3 separate regions of the Homo sapiens genome follow, and regions 1 and 2 are each linked to region 3. Evidence: chromatin contacts called from ENCODE Hi-C data. All regions are on one chromosome and are shown on one strand. Each heading gives the region's core, a stretch centred on a gene start or an enhancer-like site at or near the end of the contact. The rest is flanking DNA. Distances are from core to core; before and after follow the strand shown. Region 1 holds the start of KLHL21 (kelch like family member 21). Region 2 holds the start of RCC2 (regulator of chromosome condensation 2). Region 3 holds the start of CLCN6 (chloride voltage-gated channel 6).

What was found. A loop is a pair of places that touch in the nucleus more often than their neighbours do. Pooled maps may share reads with other maps.
Region 1: a loop to region 3 is called in a map of sigmoid colon, with 6 times the contacts of the local background. The contact joins the promoter of KLHL21 here to the promoter of CLCN6 in region 3. A Hi-C loop is called at or near these places in 2 of 168 maps with a recorded cell type or tissue (psoas muscle and sigmoid colon), 1 of 37 single-sample maps with no recorded cell type and 13 of 50 pooled maps.
Region 2: a loop to region 3 is called in a map of CD8-positive, alpha-beta T cell, with 8 times the contacts of the local background. The contact joins the promoter of RCC2 here to the promoter of CLCN6 in region 3. A Hi-C loop is called at or near these places in 1 of 168 maps with a recorded cell type or tissue (CD8-positive, alpha-beta T cell), 1 of 37 single-sample maps with no recorded cell type and 9 of 50 pooled maps.

Annotation. Positions count from the first base shown.
Region 1 is chr1:6,601,494-6,605,097 of GRCh38, reverse strand. KLHL21 (kelch like family member 21) reads left to right here and starts at 2,229. Exons shown (of 4, transcript NM_014851.4): 1 at 2,229-3,301. The coding sequence starts at 2,281. It overlaps LOC107984913 (a long non-coding RNA gene), which reads left to right. Exons shown (of 2, transcript XR_001737882.3): 2 at 451-1,651. RefSeq lists silencers at 511-859, 1,824-2,213, 2,814-2,973, 3,154-3,233 and enhancers at 1,274-1,423, 1,464-1,623, 1,644-1,733, 3,494-3,543, 3,574-3,604.
Region 2 is chr1:17,438,163-17,442,244 of GRCh38, reverse strand. It overlaps RCC2 (regulator of chromosome condensation 2), which reads left to right and starts at 2,568. Exons shown (of 13, transcript NM_018715.4): 1 at 2,568-2,700; 2 at 3,723-4,015. The coding sequence starts at 3,731. LOC124903862 (a long non-coding RNA gene) reads left to right here and starts at 702. Exons shown (of 2, transcript XR_007065508.1): 1 at 702-787; 2 at 1,192-2,109. RefSeq lists silencers at 2,329-2,468, 3,788-3,887.
Region 3 is chr1:11,804,392-11,808,240 of GRCh38, reverse strand. It overlaps CLCN6 (chloride voltage-gated channel 6), which reads right to left and starts at 2,050. Exons shown (of 23, transcript NM_001286.5): 1 at 1,892-2,050; 2 at 1,051-1,110. The coding sequence starts at 1,978. MTHFR (methylenetetrahydrofolate reductase) reads left to right here and starts at 2,277. Exons shown (of 12, transcript NM_005957.5): 1 at 2,277-2,353. RefSeq lists enhancers at 1,503-1,572, 2,023-2,102, 2,113-2,222, 1,420-2,405, 3,702-3,849 and silencers at 1,753-1,802, 2,473-2,522, 2,543-2,592.

The sequences.
Region 1 (3,604 bases), core at 980-3,479, 5.2 Mb after region 3:
GGGCTTATGTGATCTTCCCACTTCAGCCTCCCAAGTAGCTGAGACTAAAGGTGCATGCCACCACGCCTGGCCAATTTGAAAACTTTTTGTTGAGACAAAATATTGGGTCCCACTATGTTGCCCAGGCTGGTCTCAAACTCCTGGCCTCAAGAAATCTTGCCCCAGCCTCAGCCTCCGCGTAGCTGGGATTACAGGCGTGCGCCACAGCACCCAGCTAATTATAATTGTTTTATTTTTAGTAGAGACAGGGTTTCGCCATATTGGCCAGGCTGGTCTCGAACTCGCTACCTCAGGTGATCCACCCACCTCGGCCTCCCAAAGTGCTGGGATTACAGGCGTGAGCCACGGCGCCTGGCCGAAAATGTTAACTTAATAAATTTTTTTAGGCATATGAATACATATAAATCAATTTGGGTCATACAATGAGTAATCTGATTTTTCGCTTTATAGCTCAAACATCTTTCCATTTCAATAAATACATCATTATTCTTCAAGGCTACATAGTAAGACTGAAATATGATGTTTAAAAATCCCTGTTATTGGGAATACAGAAAAACCGTACTCAATCCTCAACTATGGAAACATTATTGATTTAATCACTGGACTTACGCAAGATGGGTAAGCTGACCCAGGGGACGGGAGTTCTTTTCCCTACAAACATTCCACTTCCTGGCTACTCAGCCTTTCTTGTCACAAAGCCTGTGCAAGGAAGCTATTGGCCCTGCTCCTGGGCCCAGGAATGCTGCCGCTGCCTTGAATAGCTGTGTGAACAGTCCTTCTATGGGCAACAGGCGGCCCGCCTGGGTACCTGAATGTTTTCTGATTTGGGCCTGTGCTGCCCATGCTCACCCTGAAATTCAGACCAGATGCATTCTTATGGCAAAATGACGTGAAACTCTTAAGTAGAAGAGAAAGCCTGCGGTTCTCATTTCAGAGGTGGAATAAAAACAAAATGTCTTCTGGAAACGCTACGCGGCCCTAGACCTCGCTGGAACCAGGAAATGATAGCCAGCTCCCATGCGCGTGGCCTGCTCTGGGACCCACGTGGGCGGGCGCCTTCCTCAGGAATGCGTTCTCAAAGGCCCACCGGTGTAGGGGGGCTGGAAAACAGCACAAACCCAAGTGTTCTCTGCAAAGCAGCAGTCCTGGTGGTGAAATAGGGGTCTTTTCTAAAACTGAGCAAAGCCTACCTTCCACTGAGGAAAAAATGGCCTCCAAGGGAGGGCTCTTTTTCCCCTACAAGTGACATTCAAAGTGGTGCTGTGTCTATCGGAACTAAAATAAGGGCGATTCCTTCTTTCACCATTCCCCACCGCAGTACAAGTGACGGCGGGACTGTGCTTAGTGGCGTCATCTAGTTTCAAGGCGGTCTCCTATCTGACTTTGAGCCCTCGCTCTTTATACCCAGTTACCCTCTCGTGGAGTCCGAGCAGCTGCTTCAGGGAGGCCCGGGAGCCCCTAGGGCGGGCAGCCCCGGAGCCTGCAGCTGCGACGCAGACTCGGAAACTACAACTGCGCGTGAAGCCGACTAAAGTTAACGCCTGTGTGATTGAGTCAGAAGCTCCTTCAGGAACACAGGAGTGGGGCCGACTCCTGGAATCCGGCCCCGGGTCGCTTATAAATGCGCCAAGAAAAAAACGTCACCGAAAAACTTTATACGCGTTCTTGCTTTGGTCCAGAATGGTAAAAAGCCTATCCTTTGAGTGTGTCCCGTGATGGGGTTAACTAGCAACCCTTGAAACTAGTGGAACTCAAAAGCAAAACAAAAAGCCATTGTACCCAGCCGCCCCGGGACCTGGGCCGGCGCCCTTGGGAAGTCTGGCGTGAAAGGAGGGGTGGCTTTGGTTTCAGGGCCGAGCTCGCCTCTCCCGGGTTGGGTTCAGCAGCCGGGCCGGGTGGGTCGTGGGCAACCCCGGGAGGCCCCCGGTCCCGGCGCGCGGCGAGGCCGCCCTCGGACCTGGCACTTGTCACTCGCTGTCCCCGGCCCGGGCGTCAGCGGGGAGACGCAGAAGGGCGGAGGGAGGGAGCCGGCCGCGGACAGCGGTGACTCAGCCTGCGGAGCCGGGGGCGGGCGCCGCGCGGGGGACAGGCGAGCCCGCGCTCGCGGGGGGCGGTGGCGCCCGGCACAGAGGGGTTAAGGGGGCGGTGCAGACGTCTCCCCGCCCATCCCGCCCCTCGAGAGCCGCGGCGCCCCGCCCTATTTATAGCAGCGGTGCCTAGCGCGCCGCGTCTCTCCGCAGGCCCCGGCCGCGGCGTCCTCGACAACCTATCGAAGGCGCCATGGAGCGACCGGCGCCCCTGGCCGTGCTTCCCTTCTCGGACCCCGCGCACGCCCTGAGCCTGCTGCGCGGCCTGAGCCAGCTGCGCGCCGAGCGCAAGTTCCTGGACGTGACCCTGGAGGCGGCGGGCGGGCGCGACTTCCCGGCGCACCGTGCGGTGCTGGCCGCCGCCAGCCCCTACTTCCGCGCCATGTTCGCGGGGCAGCTGCGCGAGAGCCGCGCCGAGCGGGTGCGCCTGCACGGAGTGCCTCCCGACATGCTGCAGCTGCTGCTGGACTTCAGCTACACGGGCCGCGTGGCGGTAAGCGGCGACAACGCTGAGCCGCTGCTGCGCGCCGCCGACCTGCTGCAGTTCCCGGCCGTGAAGGAGGCGTGCGGGGCCTTCCTGCAGCAGCAGCTCGACCTGGCCAACTGCCTGGACATGCAGGACTTCGCTGAGGCCTTCAGCTGCTCGGGACTGGCGAGCGCGGCGCAGCGGTTCATTCTGCGCCACGTGGGCGAGCTGGGCGCCGAGCAGCTGGAGCGGCTGCCACTGGCGCGCCTGCTGCGCTACCTGCGGGACGACGGGCTGTGTGTGCCCAAGGAGGAGGCCGCCTACCAGCTGGCGCTGCGCTGGGTCCGCGCTGACCCGCCGCGCCGCGCCGCGCACTGGCCGCAGCTGCTGGAGGCCGTGCGCCTGCCCTTCGTGCGCCGCTTCTACCTGTTGGCGCACGTCGAGGCCGAGCCGCTGGTGGCGCGCTGCCCACCCTGCCTGCGCCTGCTGCGCGAGGCGCGCGACTTCCAGGCGGCGCGCTACGACCGCCACGACCGCGGGCCCTGTCCCCGAATGCGTCCTCGCCCGTCCACCGGTCTCGCCGAGATCCTCGTGCTCGTGGGCGGCTGCGACCAGGACTGTGACGAGCTGGTCACTGTCGACTGCTACAACCCGCAGACGGGTCAGTGGCGCTACCTGGCCGAGTTCCCAGACCACCTGGGCGGAGGCTACAGCATCGTGGCGCTGGGCAATGACATCTACGTGACGGGTGAGTGGGCCAGGGGCTGGGCAGGCTCTCTGGGGTTGAACCTCGCCGGTACGGGAGCCCAGCTATTCGCGGGGGAAGCGCACAGAGCCTGGAATCCTAGGGGCGCACCTGAGTCCAAGCTGGGGCTCTGGTGACTACATGTCTCTGGGCGATACTTTTAACCTTGAAGAAGGGCCCCTTGTGTGAGCCGGGACAAGTAGCTGCTTGTGGGTCTCTGTGCCCCGTGCGGCCGGGGCTGCCAGGCTGAGCCAACTCCGTGCCCAGGAGGTGCCTCCCCACTTGGTTGGAAGATACTGGGGCATT
Region 2 (4,082 bases), core at 1,319-3,818, 5.6 Mb before region 3:
CAGCCTGGGTGCTGGAGGAGCAAGATTCTATCTAAAAAAATAAAAAAAAAAAAAAAAAAAAGAAAGAAAAAATCACACCTCACCCCTGGAAAAGAACTTAAGCGTAGCTGAATCTAACTTGCAATATGATTTTGCTGAAGATGAGGTTAAAGAGTGACGGCAGGCTGGCACTTGCAGCCACATTTCCAAAATTCTGGGTGTAAAATGCTCAGCACAGTGCCAGACACCTGTGCCTCAAAGTGTCAGAGAAATCTCAGCCACCTTCTTTCCCTTCCCCTCTCCCGGTTTTGCACCAAACCATCCTGTCCCTGGAGAATTTGCTCAATTAGAAGCGAGGTGAAATTCCAAGCACAGTTTGAAGGAGGAAGTGTCATTTTCAGCTTGCCTGTAGGTGCACCTCACTATGTAACATTTGTTACATAAGTGGCAGCATGACACGCCTAACTGATGAATGTCTGTTGCACACCCAATTCCAGCCGGGAGAGTCACGCAGGCTTTCCCTGGGAGAATAGTGGTGTGGAATTGAGGCATGGAGTTGCAAAAATTACTTTTGTCTTCTGACAAGTAGGGCCAGTTCCAGGGTGTTATACCCAAAGTGCTTTTCTACTGCAGCATAACCTCAAGAAAAACCAGTTTCAGGAGCACCACACCTAGGATCAGATGATGCAATATGATATTAGCGTCTCATTGCATCAGTGTGTCTGAGGCATGAGTCTTTTAAGCTGGCAAAAAGCATTATAAAGGGGCAGGAGAAAAAAGGAAAAGACTTGCAGACTGAAATCTAAAGGTACTGTCAGTGGTGTTCCTAATTGGCCACACAGGGTGTTTAGAGGATAAACACCCAGCCACCCGCCTCGGCTGACAAGCATCAGCATGCCATTTCCTGAAGGGGACTTGATGGCATATTTAGGCGAAATTCTTTTCTGGTTGGTTCTACTTATGCTTTATATCAAAGCGTCAAAGTTTAACCTCTAAAAAATCTTTTTAAATGCAGGTCTATTAAGAATAGGCTTTCAAAGGGTGCTTCTATTCCATCTTGACTTTTCTGAAAATCTCTGAAACGTACCAGTTGATTTCTCATTTCCAAAGTTCTTTTACATAAGCACTCTCAGCTCTCTTGACACACAGACTTTTGACTTTGATCAAATACCTTAGATTTGGGCCTCTTGGTTTCTCTGTCTTCCTTTACAGGACACTTGATGCTTCCCAGTCCTGTTTCTTGCACTAACAATGAATGAATGAATCACAAAAATCCTAGAACTTTATGCGTTTTCAAGAAGTTGCCTGAAGAAGGAACTTCCTTGTGCGGTACGCCTCAGGAAAAAAGAAGCAGGAGAAAAGCTTTGAGAGGAGAGCAAGTGACGGTGAGATCGTAATGGAAGTGGGGTGGAGAGGTGGAGGGTGGAGACCGGTAGGAAGCAAGCAAGGCTTTTTTCACCCGTCCCAGGACACGCGAACGAGATCAAGCCTCACTGCGGTTCACTAGGGTCTATGCAGGCCCTCGCACCCCTGCCTACCTCCTCAGAACCCAGCCTCTTGGCTCTTCTCACCCCAGCCCCACCAGACAGCTTCCCTCCCAGGAGGTGTCTCTCAAGATCTCGAAATGTGGAGCGTCCCGTTCACTCCACCTGGCCTGGAATACTTTTCCTGCCCCCTTTCATCGGGTCTTATTCATCCTTTAAGTTGTTCAGCATAACTTTCCACCTGAATGCCTTCCCTGGCCCTGGACTAGGATAAATCCCCTCGCCATAATGTTCCTACACAGGCATCACTTTGTAAAGCTTACCACTGTTGTAATTACTTGTTTACTGATCTGTCTTTCCGTTAGGCTGTGCGTTCCACTGGGGTGGAAACCTTGTTCACTGGCTCTGCAGCCCCGGGCACTGTGGGTCTTGCATGTACCGGGGGCTCAGTAAATATTTGGCAAAAAATGAAAAAGTTCCCCTCAAAGCCAGCTTCCAGTGCCTCCACGGCCCTCAAATTAATTATGAATTAATTCACTAATACAGCAAACCTTTATGTGATTCTTCCGTGTCACAGCACCTTGTTACATACTGAGGACACATCCACAGGCAAATAAAACTCAGCTTCTCTCTGCACAGGAAAAAATTATTCAAATTGTATTCATCTTTCATTCCAATCACTCAATTAGGGCACGTCCCTTGTTGGCTGCTGCGTGAGCGAAGTAACTATTTTCCAGCGAGTGTCCTCATGTGACCTGTCTAGACGTGCCCAGGAAAAACAATCCAACATCCTCCTAAGCCGCAAAGAAGTCCCTGACGCGCAGGCCGCACTGCGTGGAAGGCCCAAAGCGCGCTCGCGGGCCCGCGAAAGGCGCAGGAGCAGCGGAGCCGAGGCGGGCGGCGAGGCGCGCGGCGCGCGGCGCAGGCTCGGGTGGGCAGGGCAGGGCCAGGCCGGGCGGGGCGGGGGCGCCGGCAACGGGTCCGCCGGCCGGCAGGGGGCGCGCGCGCCCCGCGCCCCGCGCCTCCCGCCCCGCCGCGCGCTCGCTTGCCGCGCGGCCGCACATGTGTTTCTGTTTTGTGTTGTAGCATTTGTTCTGGAAGCTCGTATTTACATTTTAAGTGTATCTGGTGAGTGGGCTGGAGCCCTCGTCTGGGCCGGAAAAAAAAAAGCCCTCCGATCCGTCTTTTAGTTGCTTCTCTTCCTTTTTTCTCTCCGGTTTCTCATCACTCCAACCAGGTAGGGTCTGAAAATCGACAGTGATCAGTTTGTGGGGTCTGGGAAAGTTTTTTTTTTTTTCCTTTTTTTAAAGAGAAAAGGTTAAAAAAAAACCTGGGGGAGGGGGGCTGGGTGATTGAAGGAATAAAAAGAGGAAGGAAGGCGGATCCACGTGGTTTAATCGGAGACAGACAGAGATCCCATTGTTCAAAATCAATTAAAAAAAAAAAAAAAAGCAGACAGGGGAGAGCGCAGGGACGCCGGGGAGCTGGCGGCGGCCCTGGACACTTTGCAGTCGAATCGGAGACCGGCCGGGCCGCACGGCCGGCAAGGGGGCTGGGAGAGAGTTGGGCACCATTAAAGTTTTTATTTTTCGTGTCTGTGCGAGCAGGTGTTTGGGGCTGGGGTCCAGCTTTCTTCGGGCTCTTCCCCCGTCGCCGGGGGCAGTCCGCCGTAGGGATTCGGCTAACTAGAGCCCGAGGTCGGCACCCCTGAGCTGGGGCCGAACGGGGGTCCAGGGCTGATGCGGGGTGGGGGAGAGCGTTGCATTAAATGCCATGAGTGGGTTTGGGGGGAGACTGCGGAGACAAAAGCAGCAGGTGGGGTAGCCGGGGAGCAGGGGCTCCCTTACCACCCAGGTGCCAAGGGGGAATCCTGGAAGTGTCCCGAAGCCTTCTTTAATGAAAATCTAGGGGACTGGAGGCTGGTTTTACTTTCCCTTTACTTTTGGGGGGCGAGGTTGCAACTGTGATGCTTTGTGGGCAAACCTAACTTACGGATAGGCCGGGGGTCTCAATTCTCCCTCCAGGGGATTGCCTCTGGGGCTCCCGGCTGCCCTGCGGGATTCCCCGAAGGAGCCGCGCCGGGGCCAGGGAGGGGCGCGATTTCCTCTCCCAACTCGCCCCCTCTCCGCCCACCCTGCGGCCGCCACTTTGGGGAGGGCAGAGGAGGAAGTGGAGGCCGGGTGGCTCGTCTCCGCTCCCCTCCCCCCGCGCAGTTTATAACCCGTCCATTGTGCGCCGCTGCCCCGTGTCTCCCTCCAGCCGCGACCATGCCCAGGAAGAAGGCGGCGGCGGCGGCCTGGGAGGAGCCGAGCTCGGGCAACGGCACTGCCCGCGCCGGGCCCAGGAAACGCGGCGGCCCGGCGGGCAGGAAGCGCGAGCGGCCCGAGCGCTGCAGTAGCAGCAGCGGCGGCGGCAGCAGCGGCGACGAGGACGGCCTGGAGCTCGACGGGGCCCCCGGCGGGGGCAAGCGCGCGGCGCGGCCGGCGACAGCAGGCAAGGCGGGCGGCGCGGCCGTGGTCATCACCGAACCCGAGCACACCAAGGAGCGCGTCGTGAGTGAGGGTCAGGGTAGACGGGTGGGCGCAGGGCCGGGGCCGGCGGGCTCAGCGACGCGGCACG
Region 3 (3,849 bases), core at 801-3,300:
ACACACACACACAAACACACACACACATACAATAAAAAATAATAATATGAGAAAGGAGAAGTGGATAACGAAAGCACAGACAAAAGAAGACTGGGCTTGAGCTAAATCACTGTGGAAGCTGTGTGATGAGGACAAGGGGTTTCAACAGATTATTCTGTTTTTGCATATAGTTGAAATCCTTCATAATAAAAGTTAAACAAAAAAGTGCTACAAATCCTAACGCTGACACTAAATTCTACAGCATGAAGAATTTATGGAAGAGTGAGACTCTGTCAAAAAAAAGAAAAGGTTGTGGAAAATTACCTAATGATACAAAAAGTATAATAAAGGGGGTGAGTGGGACAGGTTAAAATAGATGATTTAGTGGAATCTCATTTTTGTTACTTAAAAAAAGCATGTATCATGTATATAAAAGCATGGGTAAGGATGTAGAAAGATACTTAGTAAGGTGTTAACAGTCATCTTTTAATGAATGGAGTTATAGGCTTTTCTCTACCTTCTTTATTACGTTTAAGAATTTAATGATAAAAAGTCACGCATGTTGTTTCACCCCAGCAGTGTTGGCTTTACTAAAAACACATACTCTAAGAATCCCATACATGAAAGGTGGAACTTAATCAAGAACATGTCAGAGAGAAGCTGCTTGAGCAAGAAAATATCTGAAAAGCAAGCTCTCCTAGAAGAGAAGCAAGGCCTCCTTAACAGTTTATAAGCACACACCTGTTAGGGGCACATACTGCCTGCCAGTGCCTTTCACTCTAAGTCTCTCTGTAAGCTGTAAAAGCAAACAGTTTAATGGCAAATACATACTCTATCCAGGTTAAGGTGCCACAGATTTATAAACGTGTAAAAACACCAGACCTTGTTTTGGGGTTAAGGTGAGAAAAGGGCTTGCTAAACAGTCTCTTTCCTAGAAGGAAGTTCTCTTACCCACTCACTCCCTGGGACAGAAGGTCAAAGAGCATCTCTGGTTGGAATCATAATGCTTCGGCCTGAAGTGACCAGGCCACTCACTACTTTAGTTGCCCAAGCAGTATCAAAGGAGCTCACCTCATAGTCTTTCCTTGGAAGAATCTCATCCTCCTCCTCCTGTGTTTCTCCAAGGATGGTCTAGAAAAACAGATCCGCAGAGGGAGCCTTTTTTAGTGGTTAGGAGTGGAAGGAGGCAGAAGTATTTACTGAAATCAGTGGCTAGCTTCTAAATCATCTGGAGCCATTATCAAATAGGAACCAGCCCTCAAAAAAAACCTTTCAGGGGTGAGGGACCATGTGGGTGAGGATCTACAGCCATCAGCTGAGCTCTTCATTTCCACTGATAGTCTCCAAATAACCACCCTCCTCTTCAGGACACCTCAAAGATGTCCAACGCCAGCTGAAAAGGGGGGTAAAAATGCAGGTTCCATTTGACAGTGTGACGTATCTGAAATCAGAAAGGACTTGTCAACTCTGGGAACACAACTCAAGTTTTCCCAGGATGCTTTGCAGGGGGAAGCTGGACTGTCAGTGACCCAGAAAGGGTGAGGGATAGAGTGAGAAAGGACTGGAGAAGCTAAAACAGCAGCATGATAAGCACAAAGTCCTGTGAGGAAGCTCATTCTGAAAACGCTTGTTTCATTCCAAACTCTTTTCAGATGGAAATAAAAGGAAACATGGGTGGGATTTACTGGAGCTGGCCTGGATTCTCCCTCAGATTCCAGGAGGGGTTATGAGAAAAGACCCCAGACTTAGGCACGTGAAGCAGGGTAGACGCTTCGAGAGCCCTGGCTGCGGTCCCCAGGCCCCACCCGCTGCCACCTGCGGGCCCAGATTGGCCCGGCCCCACCCCCGGCAACGCCTCTCTCAGTCCCTTAGCAACCGCCCCCTCCCCAGGCCGACTCCGCCGGCTTCTTACCAGCTCCTCGGGGGTGCGGGTCTCACGCTCACCGCAGCAGCAGCACCACCTGCAGCAGCAGCACAGAGACCCCCTGCACCCCGCCATCTTCCTCCTTTACTGCCACTCTGGACCCCTCTACCAACCCCCTCCCAGCCAGGATCTGCGCCTCACGTGACTGGCCCCGGGACGGTCACGTGGCCCTCTCGAGCTCTGGGACTGAGACCAGGAGTGGCTGCAGACGGGTGGGGCGAGGACTCGCGTCACATGACGATAAAGGCACGGCCTCCAACGAGACCTGTGGGCACGGCCATGTTGGGGGCGGGGCTTCCGGTCACCCGCGCCGGTGGTTTCCGCCCTGTAGGCCCGCCTCTCCAGCAACCTGACACCTGCGCCGCGCCCCTTCACTGCGTTCCCCGCCCCTGCAGCGGCCACAGTGGTGCGGCCGGCGGCCGAGCGTTCTGAGTCACCCGGGACTGGAGGGTGAGTGACGGCGAGGCCGGGGTCGCCGGGAGGGAGATCCTGGAGCCGGCAAACAACCTCCCGGGGGCAAGGACGTGCTTGTGGGCGGGGAGCGCTGGAGGCCGGCCTGCCTCTCTTCTTGGGGGGGGCTGCCGCCTCCCTTGCGCACCCTTCGCGGGATTAGTGTAACTCCCAATGGCTACCACTTCCAGCGACCGCCAACCCTCAAGCGAAGACTGACTTTGGCTCCCTGCCTGGACGGAGGGGCCCCTGAGCCAGGGGTGACGATCCCGCCCCTCTGACCGGCCCAGGCCCGTGTCCTCGCCCCCATCGGTGACTCAGTGACCTGGTGACTGGATTCTCGGCCACCTGGGCGCCGAGACGGCTTCCGGCTCCTGCCTTTTAAACCTGCCTCCCCGGCGATCACCTGGAGAAGAGCGCTGGGCCCGGGGCACTGCGGTCCCTGGCGCCCACTGCGTCCCGCTGCGCACGGGGGTCCGCCGGGACCTTTCTGGGAGTCGTAGGCTTAGTATCCCAGTGCTTGGCGCAGACTAGTTGTTCAGTAAGTGGCAGAGGCTTATTTTGAGAGAGTGGCAGCACCTGGCCCTTTGGCGCTCAGTGAATGTTGGCTATCACCGTGTGCCAAACTCTGGGGATACCCCAGGCAGGACACCGGTCCTGTCTCAGGGAACTGGGGAAAGAGAAAGGAGACAGGCCTTTTCACCCACAGTTACAACCCAGGGTGCTATGGGAGTCCAGCTGATAACGGATAAATCGTGGGAGTTGGCTTACAAATATGGCACATGCGTGGCATATACTAGGAATGCAATAAGTCTTTGAAAATCAGAGGGTTTACAGGTGGTTCAGCTTCCTCCTACTCTAGGTTCTGTTCCAGCAAGCAATTAACGAGGTGCGCCCTTAAACGCTGGAGGAAAGCCAACTGGCTGCTCTTGCTGTTACTCCTCCCCCCCGCCCCCGTTCCTCACTCCCCACAGCCATCCCCACTGAGAATCTGGAGTTTGAGGTCAGAATGAAAGAGAGCAGCCCTAGAGGGAGAAAGCTTTGGCCCAGGGTTCTTAGTCTGGAATCAACTCCTTGTCTTTGGATGTATCCCCGTGTAGTCTGTGCACCTGTGTGTGTATTTCAGGGGAAGGGAGCAGTGCATTTAATCAGATTGTCAAAAGAGTCTAAGACCCCAAATGGTTAGGTACACAGGGTTAGTGGTGGACAGTCTGAAAGAAATGAACCTCACCTGGGCTTTCCTCTGTTGTGCCATGTCACCACACACCCATTCACTACTGTGTGTTTGCCCATTGCTGTGCAAGTGTTTTGTTTGTTTTTAAGTGTTTGTCTTATTTTCTTAACCAGACTGCCAGATGACCCTATGCCCTCTGTTGGCCTGTCTGTGCCCTGGTGGCTCTGATTACTTGTTTCTGTTTTTTGTTTTTGTTTTTTTTTTTGAGATGGAGTTTTGCTTTTGTCGCCCAGGCTGGAGTGCTATGGCACAATCTTGGTTC